Regions from separate parts of the Homo sapiens genome. Here region 2 is linked to region 1. A link is a loop called in an ENCODE intact Hi-C map of the cell type or tissue named here. Cell type or tissue: Panc1. All regions are shown on one strand.

Region 1 (8,000 bases):
AATTTCTGAGAAATTAGTCGGTAGAGAGCAGAAAGCAAACGTGAGAAGATATAATTAAAGAGGCCAGATAGGGATAAAGGGCTTATTTACATCAAGAGTCTTTCAAAGAAAAGAGAAACCAAGCAGTCAGTTGAATGTTAAAAAAAAAAAAAAAAATTAGAAACAAGGCAAAGACAAATGACCATACCAGAGGAAGCAGATACATCAAAAAGTCAGAAAGATAATGAAAGATGAGAATCTCATTGTAGAGTATACAGGTTTAGATTAATTATCAAAAGCTCCGCACACACATTTGGAGAGAAAAAAGAGAATGCAAATTCAGAGAAAACTCAAAGTCCTCAGTTATTTCCTTCCCATCTCCCTCAGCCTCAGTTTCCCCATCTTATGAAACCAGATGACCTGTAAGGCTCCTTTCATATCCATATTTGTAATTCTACAAAATAAATAGCTGCATGAAGATCTTTTACTTCTCAGTTTTTATCTCCAAAATTTCGTAGCCAATTTTTGTAGAGAAAATAAAAATTACATATGAGCAAGAAAGGCTAATTAAAATAATCTTACCACCTAGAGATAGCCACTGTGAATATCTTTATGTATATTCTTCCCTATTCATATAGGCATACATAGAAATAATTTTGTATAAATTTTATTATGGCCTTTTTTTTTTTTTTTGAGATGGAGTCTCGCTCTGTCGCCCAGGCTGGAGTGCAGTAGCGCCATCTCGGGTCACTGCAGGCTCCGCCCCCCGGGTTCACGCCATTCTCCTGCCTCAGCCAAATATTGCAAGGATGTTTTCTTGTCTTGGTTTCCTTTCCACACCATTGTCTGTGACCGCTGCCAGGTATTTTAGTCTAATGAAAGTATCGGTATAATATTAGTTGCAGTGAAAATGTGTGTCCAGATTGGAAAAGATGAAGAAAGCTGAGAAAAACAACATTTTTCCTTGCATGATGCCTTCTACTTTACAAAAGACTTGTATAAAAGCTTTGTATGGGAGGCCGAGGCGGGCGGGTCACGAGGTCAGGAGATCGAGACCACGGTGAAACCCCGTCTCTACTAAAAATGCAAAAAAAATTAGCCGGGCGTGGTGGTGGGCGCCCGTAGTCCCAGCTAGCTACTCGGGAGGCTGACGCAGGAGAATGGCATGAACCCAGGAGGCGGAGCTTGCAGTGAGCCGAGATTGCGCCAGTGCACTCCACCCAGCCTGGGTGACAGAGCAAGACTCCATCTCAAAAAAAAAAAACCAAAAAAAAAAAACAACTTTGTAATCAGCCGGGTGCAGTGGCTCACACCTGTAATCCCAGCACTTTGCGAGGCCCAGGCAGGCGGATCATTTGAGGTCAGGAGTTGGAGACCAGCCTGGCCAACACGGCGAAACCCCATCTCTACTAAAACTACAAAAATTAGCTGGGTGTGGTGATGCATGCCTGTAGTCCCAGCTACTTGGGAGGCTGAGGCAGGAGAATCACTTGAACCCTGGAGACAGAGGTTGCAGTGAGCCAAGATCACGCCTCTGCATTCCAGCCTGGGCGACAGAGTGAGACTCCATCTCAAAAAAAAAAAAAAAAAAAAAAAAAGCTTTGTAATCTACAAAGTGTTTTTACATCTTCTCTTAAGACTGCCCAACTAGCAGCGTCTAGCATATGGGTAGTGTCAATAAGTGTTATTAAATAAATGGGAAATCAAACAAATATGCATTATCATATGTATCCTTATGAAACTGGGATTTGGTAGGCCTCATTCTCATAATTTTATGAATGTTTTAAAGCTGCATCTATTACCTTGATAAAATCCATTATAATTTACATAGTATCCACACAGACCGATCTCATTTAAGCCTCCCAGCCACTCTGTAACTAACTAGGGTAGATAGCATCAGTCTCATTAAAGAGAGGCAGAGGCTGAGGTGGAGATAATCAGGGTCAGATAGTCAATCAGCGGAAGAGCTTGACCTTAGACTCAAACCCATGACACTTTCAACTGCTTCCCGACTGTGACCAAATGTCCCGCCCCACCTTTATTTAAGCAGTTTGTGCTATAGTGAGGCAGAGTCACCAGCATGCAGGTAAATGTTTAAAGTTCAGCTCTGGGGGAGTGGAGGGAGCCCTGATTTGTGGAGTTCGCTGATTTCTCTGGTGTGAATACTGCCACATGGCGGATTTGAAACTACTGACACAACGTCATGGTGTCATTGTGTAGAGACGTGCACAATCAGCTCAAAGGTGCTAGCTGGCTCCAACGCATCCCTGGGTGGAATGAACTTTCTTTCCACCTGATCGTTAATTCCTGGAGGCCAGGAACCACATCTCTTTGCAGTTTTCACTGTGCTATGCACACAGACGGCAGTGCATCAGCGTTCGGGCTCAACATCAGGGTTCAGCCTGGGTTTCCCATTCTCTGGTTTCCTCACCTGCCAGCCCTCTTCCCCTGGACCTGGGGAAGTACTTGGAGACAATCCTGCCCCCTTTACCATTTCCCTTTCCTTCCTCTCCATTCATGTCCCGGTCACAGCCTGAGGCAGAGTCATGGGCCCAGTGCAAGAAGAAAGGCCATGGGAACCTTAGGATCTCGTGGGGTTTTGTTTGTTTGGCTTTTTGTTTGTTTGTTTGTTGAGACAGGGTCTTACTCTATTGCCCAGGCTGGAATGCAGTGGCATAATCACAGCTCACTGCAGCTTTGACCTCTACGGCTCAAGCACACCACTATGTCTGGCTAATTTTTTTAATTTAAAATTTTGTTCTAGAGACAAGGCCTCGCCATGTTGCCCAGGCTGTTGGATCTCATGCTTTGTGGTGTTTTTTGTTTGTTTGTTTTTGAGATGGAGGCTCGCTCTGTCGCCCAGGCTGGAGTGATCCAGCAAGCTCACTGCAAGCTCCACCTCCCGGGTTCAGGCCATTCTCCTGCCTCAGCCTCCCGAGTAGCTGGGACTACAGGCGCCTGCAACCACGCCCGGCTAATTTTTTGTATTTTTAGTAGAGACGAGGTTTCACCGTGTTAGCCAGGACGATCTCGATCTCCTGACCTCGTGATCAGCCCGCCTCGGCCTCCCAAAGTGTTGGAATTACAGGCGTGAGCCACCGCGCCAGGCCGCTTTGTGGTCTTTTAAGACCAAGCTTAGAGTCTTCTTCCTGTCCTGGAGTTCCGGCACTCACCTTCTCAAGAAGCTTGGGCAGCTGCTTCCATGGGGGCCAGTGGGAGGAAGAGAGGGAGCAGATGGGAGACGGCTCTGACCCTCAGTACCGCAGGGCCGTTGCTTCAAAACTGAACTGGCACAAAACCCATCAACTGTTTGGAAACCAGGATTCCTGGCTTCTGGTTTTACTGCCCAGGGCTACAACTCTTGGGGCTATTTTTCTTGCCAGACATCTTACTGGGATTTTCTGCTGTGGAGAGCACCTCGTGCTGGTCTGCGCTGATAAAGAAATGTCATTTTCTGGAGGGTTGGTTGATGTGCGGATCTTGAAACAACGAAGAGCGCGCAGGGAGGCGGAGAAAAGACAGACTTTGGCGCCATCTACTGGAAACTTCTGTTTCTGCATGATGTGGATGAATTGGATAAAACTGACAAAATGGAAATTGTATGTATATTCTGTTCTTTGATACATGATTGATGTCGAAAATCTCTTATAAGAAGAAATATAGAAAACATATATTTAATGAATCATGAGTTAAATTCTAACTTCTCCTCTACTAAAACTTCTATCAAATCTGCTGTCAGGCAAAAATGGTTGAATTTTCATTCTACTCCAACCCACCCTCCCTTACAAATACTGTGCTAATATTCAGCAACATAGCAAGGACTAGAGAAGGGACAACAGCCAAAACAAAGGCTGCGCAAGTCCACTGGCCTGAAAATCAAGTCCAGAGAAAAGGGAAAGTGATTCTACCTGCAAACCAACCCAGCCCCTTGTCTGAGGAGGGGGTGGACAGGTACCTCCAGCAACTTCTAAAATCAAGTGACCACAGCAAAACGGAAACAAGAAAAGATGCACCAGCTGCAGTCACCGCCGAGCCCCTGCTTAGCGGCAGCTTTGCTGGAGAGTGTCTCCCTTTTGTGGGGTGGGGCCAGAGCCTCAGACACCTGGTGTTGGGGGCAGATGCCTTCCCTCATTCCAGCTTCACCTTCGGAGGCTGATCTACAAAGGCCAAGCCCCAGGCCGCTGGGCTTCATTTCCACACCAAAGAGCAGAGTCAGCCATGCCTCAGGCTGCTTTCTCTCTGCCACGTTTAAGTTTTAGTTCATTCAAATCCATCTTCAGCAACTTAATTGCCGTACAGTATTTCAGCACACTGAAAAATAACCTTTTCTCACACCGAAAGCACTAGACCTGTTTTTTCAGTGCTGTGATTTGTTGTCTGATATCATTCAGAGCTTTTCAAAAGCTGCCGCCGCTATCATCTTGCAACGGCCTGTGAAGTGGGTGGGAAGGTGCTGCTCCTAGTGCCAAGAGGGGAAACTGAGGCCCCTAGAAGGCTGAGCGCGTCCCGTCACCGCGCACGGCCCCTCCAGTGCCTCAGCCAGGTTCTCAGCCTCTCTGTGATGACTTGCAGACCAGGGAGGTTGACCTCATGTGGAGTTCCGGGTGGGGCCACCCTCACCAAAGCCTGCAGGGAGCTGCTGTCCCACCCACCCACCCCAGGCTGCCGGGGCAGGTGTTTCTGGGGCTGAAAGCAGAAATGTAGGGGAGAGAAAACACCCCCAAGGACTCTGTGGAGAACACTGAGCTGGGGGGTGGGTTGATACGAGTTCACCAGTTATATACATTTTAAACAGAGACGGGGCTTCGCTATGTTGACCAGGCTGGTCTCGAACTCCTGGGCTTAAGGAATCCTCGTATCTTGGCCTCCCAAAGTGCTGGGATTACAGGTGTGAGCCACCGTGCCCAGCCTTCACCAGCTATTTGTTGAGCACCTACTGTGTGCTGGTGGCTTCGGGAAGACAACGACAGACCGGACGCTGTGTTGTCCTCAGGAGACGTCCAGTTAGAAGGAGCAGAGACAATGGTACAAATAACTACCATGCAAGCAGGAAATGGCCACTGTGCAAGATGGGCTGTGCTAGAAGACCTCAGAGCAGGAGCGGCCCTTCCACAGGCGGGAGGGACAGGGGAGTGCTTGGGGGGCCTTTAATGGGCCTCCGAATGGGAGAGTAGGTGTGAAAATGGTTTGGGATCAGATAAATTCTGTGCCCACACACTCATGCACACTCATGCACACTCACACTCCCCACACTCACCCACGCATACACATACACCCACATAACACACATGCACAGCCACATTCACACACACAACACCCACATAACACTCTCACACACACTCAGACCCCACACACACACTCACATAGCACTCACACACACCACACACTCATGGACACTCACACTGACACAACACTCACCACACTCACCCACGCATACACATACACCCACATAACACTCACCCACATGCACATCCACATTCACGCACACAACACCCACAAACACCCACATAACACTCACACATACACTCACACCACACACACACCCACGTAACACTCACCCACATGCACATCCACATTCACACACGCAACACCCACAGACACCCACATAACACTCTCACACAAACACACTCACACCACACACATAGCACTCACACACTCATGCACACTCACACCCACATAACACAACACTCACCCACACTCACCCACGCGTACACATACTCACCCCCACATAACACTCACCCACATACACGGCCACCTTCACACATACAACACCCACAAACACACCTACATAACACACAAACACACACACCACACACTCACATAGCACTCACACACTCACACCCACACAACACTCCCATGTACCCACATGACACTCTGACACATATACTCACACACACCCACAGAATTACATTTACATACACATGCACACACGTACACATACACACAACACCCACACACACACATGCATACAAAGACACCATGTACACACACACATGCATACAGAGACACCCACATGACACTCAAATTCACACACACACATTCATGCACTCACCCACCTCCACATTCACACACACACTCATACTCACACTTGCACATACAGGAACAGAGGCACATCCTGAATCCCCCTCCACACCTCAGGCTTCCCAGGGCGGCCTCAGGGGCCCGGTCTCTAGCCCAAATGCCAGAAGGTGTTACTGGTGAGATCCGCTGAAGAGCAGGCCACGTGTGTACTGATGATGCTGAGACTGGCGAAGGTTTTCTCTGAAGCAAGATGAAAGAGGAGCGTTCCTTCCCACCTTGCCATCTTCTAGACTTGATTTCAGCCTTGCCGGGCCCAGGGCTGTGGGAAGCGCGGGGCCGCGCGGTGTCGCTGGCTTGGGCCAATGTGGCTGCTTTGCCAGGTTTCTAGAACCAAAAATGTTGGGGTGAATTACGGGCCTGGGAGCTACTTCTGTGTTTTCTGGGGACTCCCAGCCCTCCCAGAGGTGGGACGGTGGTCACCAAAATTGTTCAGTGGTGGAGTGTTTTGGGTTTTGTTTTGTTTTTAGGGTGTGTGGCGGTCAAAGATGGAGCAGAGTGGTGCAAAAGGCTCAAGCTCTGGAATCAAACAGATCCCAGTCTCAGTCCAGCTCTCCACCAGCTCTGCCCCCTCGAGCCAGCTCTCTGCACCCCACTTCCTCATCCATAAAATGCTGTTGATAATAGTACCTGCCTCATGTAGTAGGTGTATCAAAGGAAACTGCTGGGGATTCGTATGCTGTCTAGCACACTGGATGTACTCAATGCATATGAGCAATACTATTACTATCGTTAGGCACGAGGGAAAGAGGGAAGGAAGTCGAAGAAGACTCGGGTTTTAGACAGAGCGAGTCGGGGAAAGGTGGTGTCTTGGGCTGGATGAGGAACCCAGGCGTGCAAGTGCATTTGGGAAACCTGTGAATTCCAGTTTTGGAAGTGCTGAATTTAGGATGCCTGGGGGACATGGATGGAAGCGGCCACTGCATGTTGAGAAGAGAGACTGGGCTGGAGTTGGAGATGGGGGATTCACAGCACATAAGGGGAGGTCTGGGCCAGCAGAGGACAGGAGGTCATTTGGAAAGGGAGCTTCCAATAGGAAGAAGACAGAACCCAGAGGGCCCAGCATGCAGAGGTGGTGGGAAGAAGGAAGCCCACAGGGGTGCGGGGGATTGTTGCAGATGGAGGAGGGAGGCCATCAGAAGGGACCCTGCCGAGGGAGAGGAGACCTCAGCCAGCACCCACTGGGTGCCTCACTTCTACTGAGCAGCCTACAAAGATAGGTGAGACCCTGGCGTGGCTCTGAAGAAACTGACAGACTCTAGGAGCTCCTGCAATTCTGTTTAATTGCTTCTTTTCTTTCTTCTCTCTTCCTTATGAACAAAGACTCTTCAGTCTTTGCTTATAAGGTAGAGCCTGTGGGAGCTCAGAGGCTCAGCCCTCTGTGTAGGGGGCAGGTCTGCTGAATGCATTACGTGGGTGGGCTGGCCAGACCAGATGTCCCGAGTTGCCTTCCAGATCCACGGAGCTTCCCCCGGGGCATCATGGCACACCGCCCCAGACAGTCGGTAGTTTGAGAAGAGAGTTAAATGCTCTGTTCGGGAAGGAAGGAAGTGTTGGAGGTCTCTAGGAATGCTATGCAGCTATATTACCATCTTTGGGATAGCAAAAGTTACATGCATTTCAAATTAATTTTAAAGCATGTCTAGCTTTGCAACAAAGCCACACATGTCTAGGGCAGGCAAGAAGCTAGATTTATGCAAATCGAATGATTAAATGTAAACACGTGTTAGAGGGAGCCTGATGGCTGGGCTCGGTGGCTCATGCCTGTAATCCCAGCACTTTAGGAGGCCAAGGCGGGTGGATCACCAGAGGTCAGGAGTTCAAGACCAGCCTGTCCAACATGATGAAACCCTGTCTCTACTGAAAATACAAAAACATTAGCCGGGCATGGTGGTGTGCACCTGTATTCCCAGCTACTTGAGAGGCTGAGGCACGAGAATCAC
Region 2 (8,000 bases), 650 kb before region 1:
GAAGAGGTTGCAATGAGCCGAGATTTTGCCTCTGCACTCTAGCCTGGGCAACAGAGTGAGACTCTGTCTCAAAAAAATAAACATAATAAAAACGAAAAATAAAAAATGATATATTTCCTCCCCCCGCCCCCACCCCCGCAAGAAAACTACTTAAATCAGTTTGTTTCCTGTCTCTCTTTGGGTGTTCGTTAGGAAGACCAGAGCTAAATTTAAAGCTCAGATGCACTAATTAACTACTGTTTCTCGGATAAATACTTTCCTTTTCCTCATACCTGTTTTTGTCTTTTGCGCTGTTTATAACTAACTTGCAGCACGTGTGTTTTTATAGTAAAAGCCACTTCAGACCCACGTGGTGGACTTATTCCTCAAAGACTATGATTGGCATACTGAGATGACTAATTGTGCTATAATTTCAACCATGAAAAGAAATGTCCCAATCTTAAAAATCAGACAAAAGGGCTCAAATTATCCCATTTGGACCATAATTACATTTGTCGATAGTTGCCCCAAATTTAAAAGGCTGCAAGTTAGTAAGAATACTTTCATTCCCAAGATGTCGTTTTCTAAGCAATTTTTCTGCATTTAAAATTCATACACATCTGGGACATGTCTATATCATATTCTAAAAATTCTTTTAAAAAGTACTGTAAGTACTTGTAACCAAGTTTTTAACCAAATTTCCAGTTGGGGCTTTAAAAACCATTTCCTTTATGGTATTAGGATCATAACCTACAGTGGTTGTGTCAACATTTATAAGATTTTCCTTAAGTAAAATAATCTCTGCTTTCTTTCCCCACAAACTGCAGACGCTGCTGAAGGGTCCTTAAGAGTTTGTCACGTTTTGCCTGTGAAATTTGGGATAAAGGAAAATCCTGATCATGATGCAAAATGAGGCCGTCACCCTAAGTCCCCGAGGCGTTAACTTCCTCCTTCGACGTCAGCTTCAAGAATGCCCCCTGGTCCCACACCAGGCCCTCAGCCACCCACCTTGTCCCACTTGGTCCGGAGCTCATCCATGGTGACAGTGCTGTACGGGTTGCTTGAGCTGATTCTGATGTTGTAGCTCTGAATCACCTTCTCCACCTCGTTCTGGATGGCCATGATGGACTGCCGCTCTCCGTCCGCCTCGGGCAGCGTGGCCTTGAACTGCTCATGCGCAGTGATCAGACTCTACACCCGAGACACAAGTGGAGAAAAACAATGTGGCTTGAGTGTTAATTTCAAAGGCTTTGATATTCCTTTCCGCACACAAGTAAATGCCTTGATGATTGCAAGAGTCTCTGGAGAAAAACACATTCTGAATGCTTTAGAAAAAACTCTTTAGGTACACAGAAGTCAAGTTCCTGGAAAATGGAAAAAGGATGTCATGATGACTATTAATAATATTGGTGGCTATTCATGTAGAGTCTTTTAAAAAATAATTTTTTTTAATCAGTTTTCCTTTCACTGATTTTGATCACCAGCTATTGTTTAGGTCTTTCTTATTTTCTGCTGACGAGCAGAACTTAACTTAGCGGCACTTCCTTTTTTTTTTTTTTTTTTTTTTTTTTGAGACAGGGTCTCGCTAGGTCACTCAGGCTGGAGTGCAGTGGTGCAATCATGGCTCACTGCAGCCTTGAACACTTGGGCTCAAGTAATCCTCCTGCCTCAGTCTCCTGAGTAGCTGGGACTATAGGGCATACATCATGATGCCTGGCTAATTTTTTTATCTTTTGCAGAGACAGGGTCTCATTATGTTGCCCAGGTTGGTCTCAAACTCCTGGCCTCAAGTGATCCTCCCCGCCTGGCCTCCCAAAGTGTTGGGATTACAGGTATGAGCCACCATGCTCAGCCCTTAGATGCCCTTTCTAATGGCCAGTGTTACCTTTGCAGTCCTACAAAAGCATCTAACATTTGCTACCATTATATCTAAAGAAAACCAGGAAGTACATCCCTATTCCTCAAAAAGAAAAGGTCACAGAAACCAACTCTTCCCAGAAGGCTCTCTAAAGAGCCATTTATCAAACCTATTCTTTGACCTGAACATGAGCAGCCCCACAAATTCAGCGGCTCAAAGACCTCACTGCCTCGTGGAGCACCTTTGAGTGTGAAGCTACTGTTCTCTTTAGGTGCAGCAACAGGTCAGCTGCCAACAGAGCTTTGACAAAGAGTGTGACTTCCAAGGCGTGCTTAGAGGTCTCACTTATTCCAAAAATAAACGATTTTAGACTGTTGGCCTGTGCTTAAGAGTGCACGCAGGAAACACCATCGGAGCCTCTTTCAAAAGGCAACTCCAATGTTCATGGAAGCACTTTCTTTCCCCTGGCGTGCAGGTGCAAACCCTTCTAGACGGCTCCTGGTAGGGAGGTGTGGTTTCAAATCCCAACCTTCAGGATTTCCTTTCTACTTGGATTCTTTTTGATGACATATCTATTTTACAGAAAAAAAAGAGTAAAAAGTATTTTCTCTTTTTATTCTATTATACATCAAATTCACTGTACAAATTCTCTAAATAAATTATGTCCTGGCTAACCGAGATTAACTTTCCTCCCTAACGTCACCACTTAGAAGCTTTGTTTATAGTTCTGAAGTTCCAGAAAAAACTATAAGCAGAACATTTTAGATTGGCAGTAGGCAAAAGGTAGGTGCTGATTTGTGGCTTCTTATGGTTTACAATCTGGCAAAAAACTCTGTAGATCTAAATAAACAGTAATATGCACACGTTTGCAAAGTAGTTAACTCAGCAGCTAGTACACTTACAACTTTTTCATGAATAACTCCAAGAGCACATATGTTTATTTTGCTCAATGATGCAGCAGTTGTTGTAGTTGTAGTTGTCGTTGTTGTTGTTGTTGTTGTTGAGACAGGGTCTCACTCTGTTACCCAGGATGGAGTCCAATGGCGTGATCTTGGCTCACTGCAACCTCTGCCTCCCAGGCTCAAGCGATCCTCCCACCTCAGCCTTCCCAGTAGCTGGGACTCCAGGCGTGCACCACCACACCCAGCTAATTTTTTTTTGTATTTTTTGTAGAGACGGGGTTTTGCCACATTGGCCAGGCTGGTCTCGAACACCTGAGCTCAAGCAATCCACCCGCCTCAGCCTCCCCAAGTGCTGGAATTATAAGCATGAACCACTGCGCCCAGCCTCAGCATTCTTTTTTAAAGAACAGAGCTTCTGAGACACATTCACCATTACTTGATTGATTTTAACGGGTTTGCAACACAGAGTACTAAACACATTTTTAAGCTAAGGTTCAAGGGTAATTTGGGCTTTCTAGCCACATTTGTTAATTTTTTTTTAAAGCAAGAAAACAAGAAACCAAATAACAGGACTCTTAAGTTTAAATGACAACTCACTTCTAATGCATAGGGCATACAGAGTTGCGGTTCCATTACCTGGATCTCCTCAATGCTGTGGACAATGAACATATCTTGCAGATCCTCCATAGCGCCCTCCATCCAATTGTTGAAAGGAGCAGCCCTCTTGGCAAACTCCAGGTGAAGCTGATCAATGGTTTCTAGCAATTTCTCCATTCTCTAAAGAATAAAGAGAAGCAAGCATTATCATAGACTAATTAAAAAATTCACTGAAAGTGTAAGTAGGCGTTCCATAAGAACAGACTATTCTCTGATATTCTGTTAATCGTATTAGCATGTGTCTACAAAAGATTACCCGATGCTCAAACAATTAGGCTGAGCCCTGCAGGTCTCTGAGGTGCCTTCTGAATCAAAGAAGGATTTCATAACATCCAGAGCAGCCTCATTTTTAAAGTGTCTAAAGTACTTCACTACATGCTACTTTTCTGAAAACTGAGACTCCACATACGGCATACTGTAACTTGCTTTCAGCTAAAGCAGGACTTTATAAGAGGACCTGATTCCCTAACTGTGCCAGATTAACAGAAAATGCAGGGCATCTTCCACGTTTTAGAGTCAACATGTGCAGAGAAGTTGTGTGCCTTTCCCAAAGTCACCTACCTAATGGAGAGAGAAGGAACTGCAGGTTCATGCTCTCAAATCCTCATTCAGGATTTAACACAGATCACCTCTTGCCTTTCTGGGCATATGAAAGCACAAGATTTCAAGCAACAGGATGATCCTGCGCTTGTTTCCCATGGCAGACAAGTGGGGGCAGAAGGGGAAGGCATCTCCGTAGCTTTAAGCCTTCCATAATTAGGTTCATTTTTCCCTCCTGTTCTAAAATGTTTTGTGCTGTCTCTGTTACATGTCTGGTCTTTCTCTTGACATCTCTTTCTTTAAGCAGATATGTCACAGCCATTTGGCATTTGGGAAGCTTGATATTGGGTTATCTCAAAAGTATCATCAGAGTCAAGCAGAAAAGACTCAGGGAACTGGTAAACTGCTGGTTTCTCTCACGTGGGAGATGTCTTCCATGGTTAAAGACAATTAGGGGCAGTTAAACACAAGATACCCACTGTGTCTTACACTTAGTCTTACACTTAAATAAGGCCAAATTCGTCCCAATTCTGTTTCCTATCAATGTACTCACTTCAACACTTGGTTCCATCTTCCCTTTGCACATCTCTGATTTCCCGACTCACTCACAGCTCAATTTACTCAGGTAGAAGGACTTTTGGAAACGTACTGTTACTACCAGATACAAAGTAGATTTATGCCGTAATCTCATCACCCCTGGATTTTTTAAAATTGAAAAATATACTTCGCTGCTGTCTGGATAAATTACAGCACAAAGCTCCCAACTTCCCATTTCCCTCTTTCTTCCACTTTTCATGTTTTCTTTAGAGGTTCCTTTCACTAGGCAACCTGTTTCATGCCACAGAGAAACACACAATGAATACCAGTGATTTAATTAAAGAGCTTCTATTAAAAGATTTCATGTCAACAAGTGGCTTCAATACTTCACCTCTAGGGCTTCTCTCCTCTTCTGAGTAAGCGTTCCCAGTCGGTCCCACTGGTCACAAATTTTCTGGCACCGATCATTGACATTCACAGCGTCGTGATAGTCCAGTTCACTATTAAAAGTGAAAATAAATAAAGATTAACTTTCCCAGATGATGAGAGAAAATGAACATGGGCTAAAAAAGAAAAATAACAGGGAAGTTTAAAAACAAAAACATCTGAAATGTATCCACATGGACATAGAGAGTGGGCTGATAGACAGTGGAGGCTCAGAAGGGTGAGGGGGTGGAAGGGTAGGTGGATGATGAAAAATTACTTAGTGTGATTTCATACAATGTATGTTATTTGGGTGATGTCTACCCTAAAAACCCTGACTTGGCCACATGTAGCAAAACTGCACTTGTGCCCCACCCCACCTACATTTATACACATAAAAGAAATAAAAAATAAAAATCTGATAGAGAACTGGGATGGTATTTCAGGGTTTTGTTAACTGTCATCACTGTAAACATCACTCCTCTCAGATAAATCACAAGAAGAATTCATAAAACTTTCGCTGGCCAACAGATTTCTAAACAGAGAGAACCGTTGTCTTCTTAATGCCGCAGGCTCAATTTATTTCCCCTTCCTTTTCTTGGAGAGGCCCCCAGAGAGCATTATTTCTAAGTGGCAATGTCCCTATGAGTGAAGGTCGGAAGACATCACTCTCTGACCTGGAGGACAGTCCTGTGGGCCAGGATGCAGCCACAGTGACTGGGGAGGGAAGAGTCAGCCTGCGCCACATTGTGTCCTTGGCTTCCCTAGAAGGGCACTTGGCCTCACCACTGGGTAGAGTATCAGGTCCAGAATGGCACCATGACTTTATCTAACATAGCGGGATTTCTGAAATGGGGCCGAACTGAGCCCTTCCACTTAGAGACAGAAAGGTTCTGACTCATCTAATGCCACTAGAGTGACAAGCAAGGGCAAAATGATTTCTCACTAAATCCTTACTTTTCCTTGCCAGATCCATCTATGCATTCTACCTGGGGTCTTTCTGTGCACACCACTGAAGCAATTTTTTTTTTTTTTTTGAGACAGGGTCTTGCTTTGTCATCCAAGCTGGAGTGCAGTGGGGGTGATCATACGTTATTACAGCCTCAGACTCTTAGGCTCAAGTGATCCTCCTGTCTTAGGCTCCCAAGTAGCTGGGACTACAGGCATGTGCCACTACACCCGGCTCTTTTCAAAAATTTTTTAGAGATGGAGTCTTGCTGTGTTGCCAGGCTGGTCTCGAACTCCTGGTCTCAAGCAGTCCTACCTCCTCAGCCTCCCAAAGTACAAGGATTACAGGTATAAGCCACTGCACCCAACCTAAAGCAAATTCTTAACTAGAAGCTTAACCCAGTACCTCCAGGGATAACAAGTTTGAATCCTGTACAAAACTTAATCACCTTTTTCATTCAGATATAAATCAAGAACCATGGAAGTTTAAAGACATCTTCAGGAGGCTGCTTCAAAAACAGTCCAGGATTAGACAACTTTGAAAAGTCCCCTCCTACCCTACCAAATCCATTTTCTTAAAGCTTAAGTTCGTTTTCTTTTTTTTTTTCTTTCTTTTTTTTTTTTTTTTTTGAGATGGAGTCTTGCTCTGTCGCCCAGGCTGGAGTGCAGTGGCCTGATCTCGGCTCACTGCAAGTTCCGCCTCCCGGGTTCACACCATTCTCCTGCCTCAGCCTCCTGAGTAGTTGGGACTACAGGTGCCCGCCACCATGCCTGGCTAATTTTTTTTTGTATTTTTAGTAGATACGGGGTTTCACCGTGTTAGCCAGGATGGTCTTGATCTCCTGACCTCGTGATCAGCCCACCTCAGCCTCCCAAAGTGCTGGGGTTACAGGCGTGAGCCACTGTGCCCAGCCAGAACGTGGCAGTTTTAAAACGTAATATATTGAAATAAATTTTTATTATTTAATTTTTGAAGTTACCATTATGTGACAGGCTCTAAACATTCTACAGATGTATCAGTGATTATAATGGTGGGGAAAGGAGTAGGAAATAAAATGTTGTCTTTATTACAAGGGAAAAGGACCTGAAGAAAGCTCAGAAACACGGCATGGAGGCTCTTCTCCCTGAGGGCAGCCGCACCCCAGGGCTCACACTACACAGAGCGGGAACTGAGAACATTCACTCCGTGCCAAATCCAGCCTAGGCTCAAATGTCGTGTCAGTTCTTCCCATAAAACCAAACGCATGAAAGTGAAACAGCACTTAGGGGATGATAAAGCAAAGTGGGGTCCTGACGTCTCTTCTGCACACGTGAGGCAGTGCCCACTTTTTTGTTTTATTTTGTTTTGTTTTTTGTTTTTTTGAGACGGAGTCCCGCTCTGTCGCCCAGGCTGGAGTGCAGTGGCGCGATCTCGGCTCACTGCAAGCTCCGCCTCCTGGGTTCACACCATTCTCCTGCCTCAGCCTCCCGAGCAGCTGGGACTACAGGCACCCGCCACCAGGCCCGGCTAATTTTTTGCATTTTTAGTAGAGACGGGGTTTCACCGTGTTAGCCAGGATGGTCTCGATCTCCTGACCTCATGATTCGCCCGCCTCAGCCTCCCAAAGTGCTGGGATTACAGGCGTGAGCCACCGCGCCCGGCCAGTGCCCTCTGTTTTGCTTGGTTTTATGTTGATTTCAGGACAGGCTATATTCTGCTTCTTGCACCTGGCCTGGGTGAGGCCGCCTTCCCATAGCTTTCTGGGCCCCAATATTCCAGACTTATTTCTCATCTTGCTGGAAGCGGAGCTGCCTGTGCTGAGGGCCGGGGTGCTGCTGGATGGTAGGACATAGGGATTCTACCACAATCTAAGAACCAAAATCTGTTTCTACATTTAAAGAAACAAGGAGAATCCCTGCACAGAGTGCCTCCAGCGTGGTTCCCTCTGCGTTTAGTCAGGAAAGGCAAGGCAGGCCTTTCTCTCCCCTCTCTGTGGAATCCCAGGGGCTCCCGGGAGGACGGAGGGCATCTGCACATACTTGAGCTCCTGCGCGATGGCTGCGATCTGCTCCACGCGGTCCTGGTGCGCTGCCAGGTCGCTCTCGAACGCCTCGTGCTTCCGCAGCAGAGCCCGCACCTCTGTCAGCGACGCCGACTCGTAATCCTTCTGCAGCAA

What was found. Peaks named below come from ENCODE experiments on the same cell type or tissue, not always from the same donor. Only the 100,000 strongest peaks of a DNase experiment are listed, where the experiment ranks them.
Region 2: it touches region 1 in a loop (5-fold over the local background); 6 of 110 quality-filtered maps call a loop at or near these places.

What each region holds. Positions count from the first base shown.
Region 1 is chr1:236,099,326-236,107,325 of GRCh38, reverse strand. No RefSeq gene overlaps it. Among named protein-coding and RNA genes, the nearest start is that of NID1, 38 kb to the right of the region's middle. In Panc1, CTCF peaks have their summits at 3,287 and 3,510 (motif pointing left); a DNase peak (open chromatin) is centred at 3,475; H3K27ac peaks cover 3,385 bases.
Region 2 is chr1:236,744,640-236,752,639 of GRCh38, reverse strand. It overlaps ACTN2 (actinin alpha 2), which reads right to left. Exons shown (of 21, transcript NM_001103.4): 12 at 7,864-8,000; 13 at 4,865-4,973; 14 at 3,376-3,516; 15 at 988-1,170. Among named protein-coding and RNA genes, the nearest start is that of MTR, 47 kb to the left of the region's middle. In Panc1, CTCF peaks have their summits at 3,735 and 3,942; no DNase peak of the experiment used is centred here.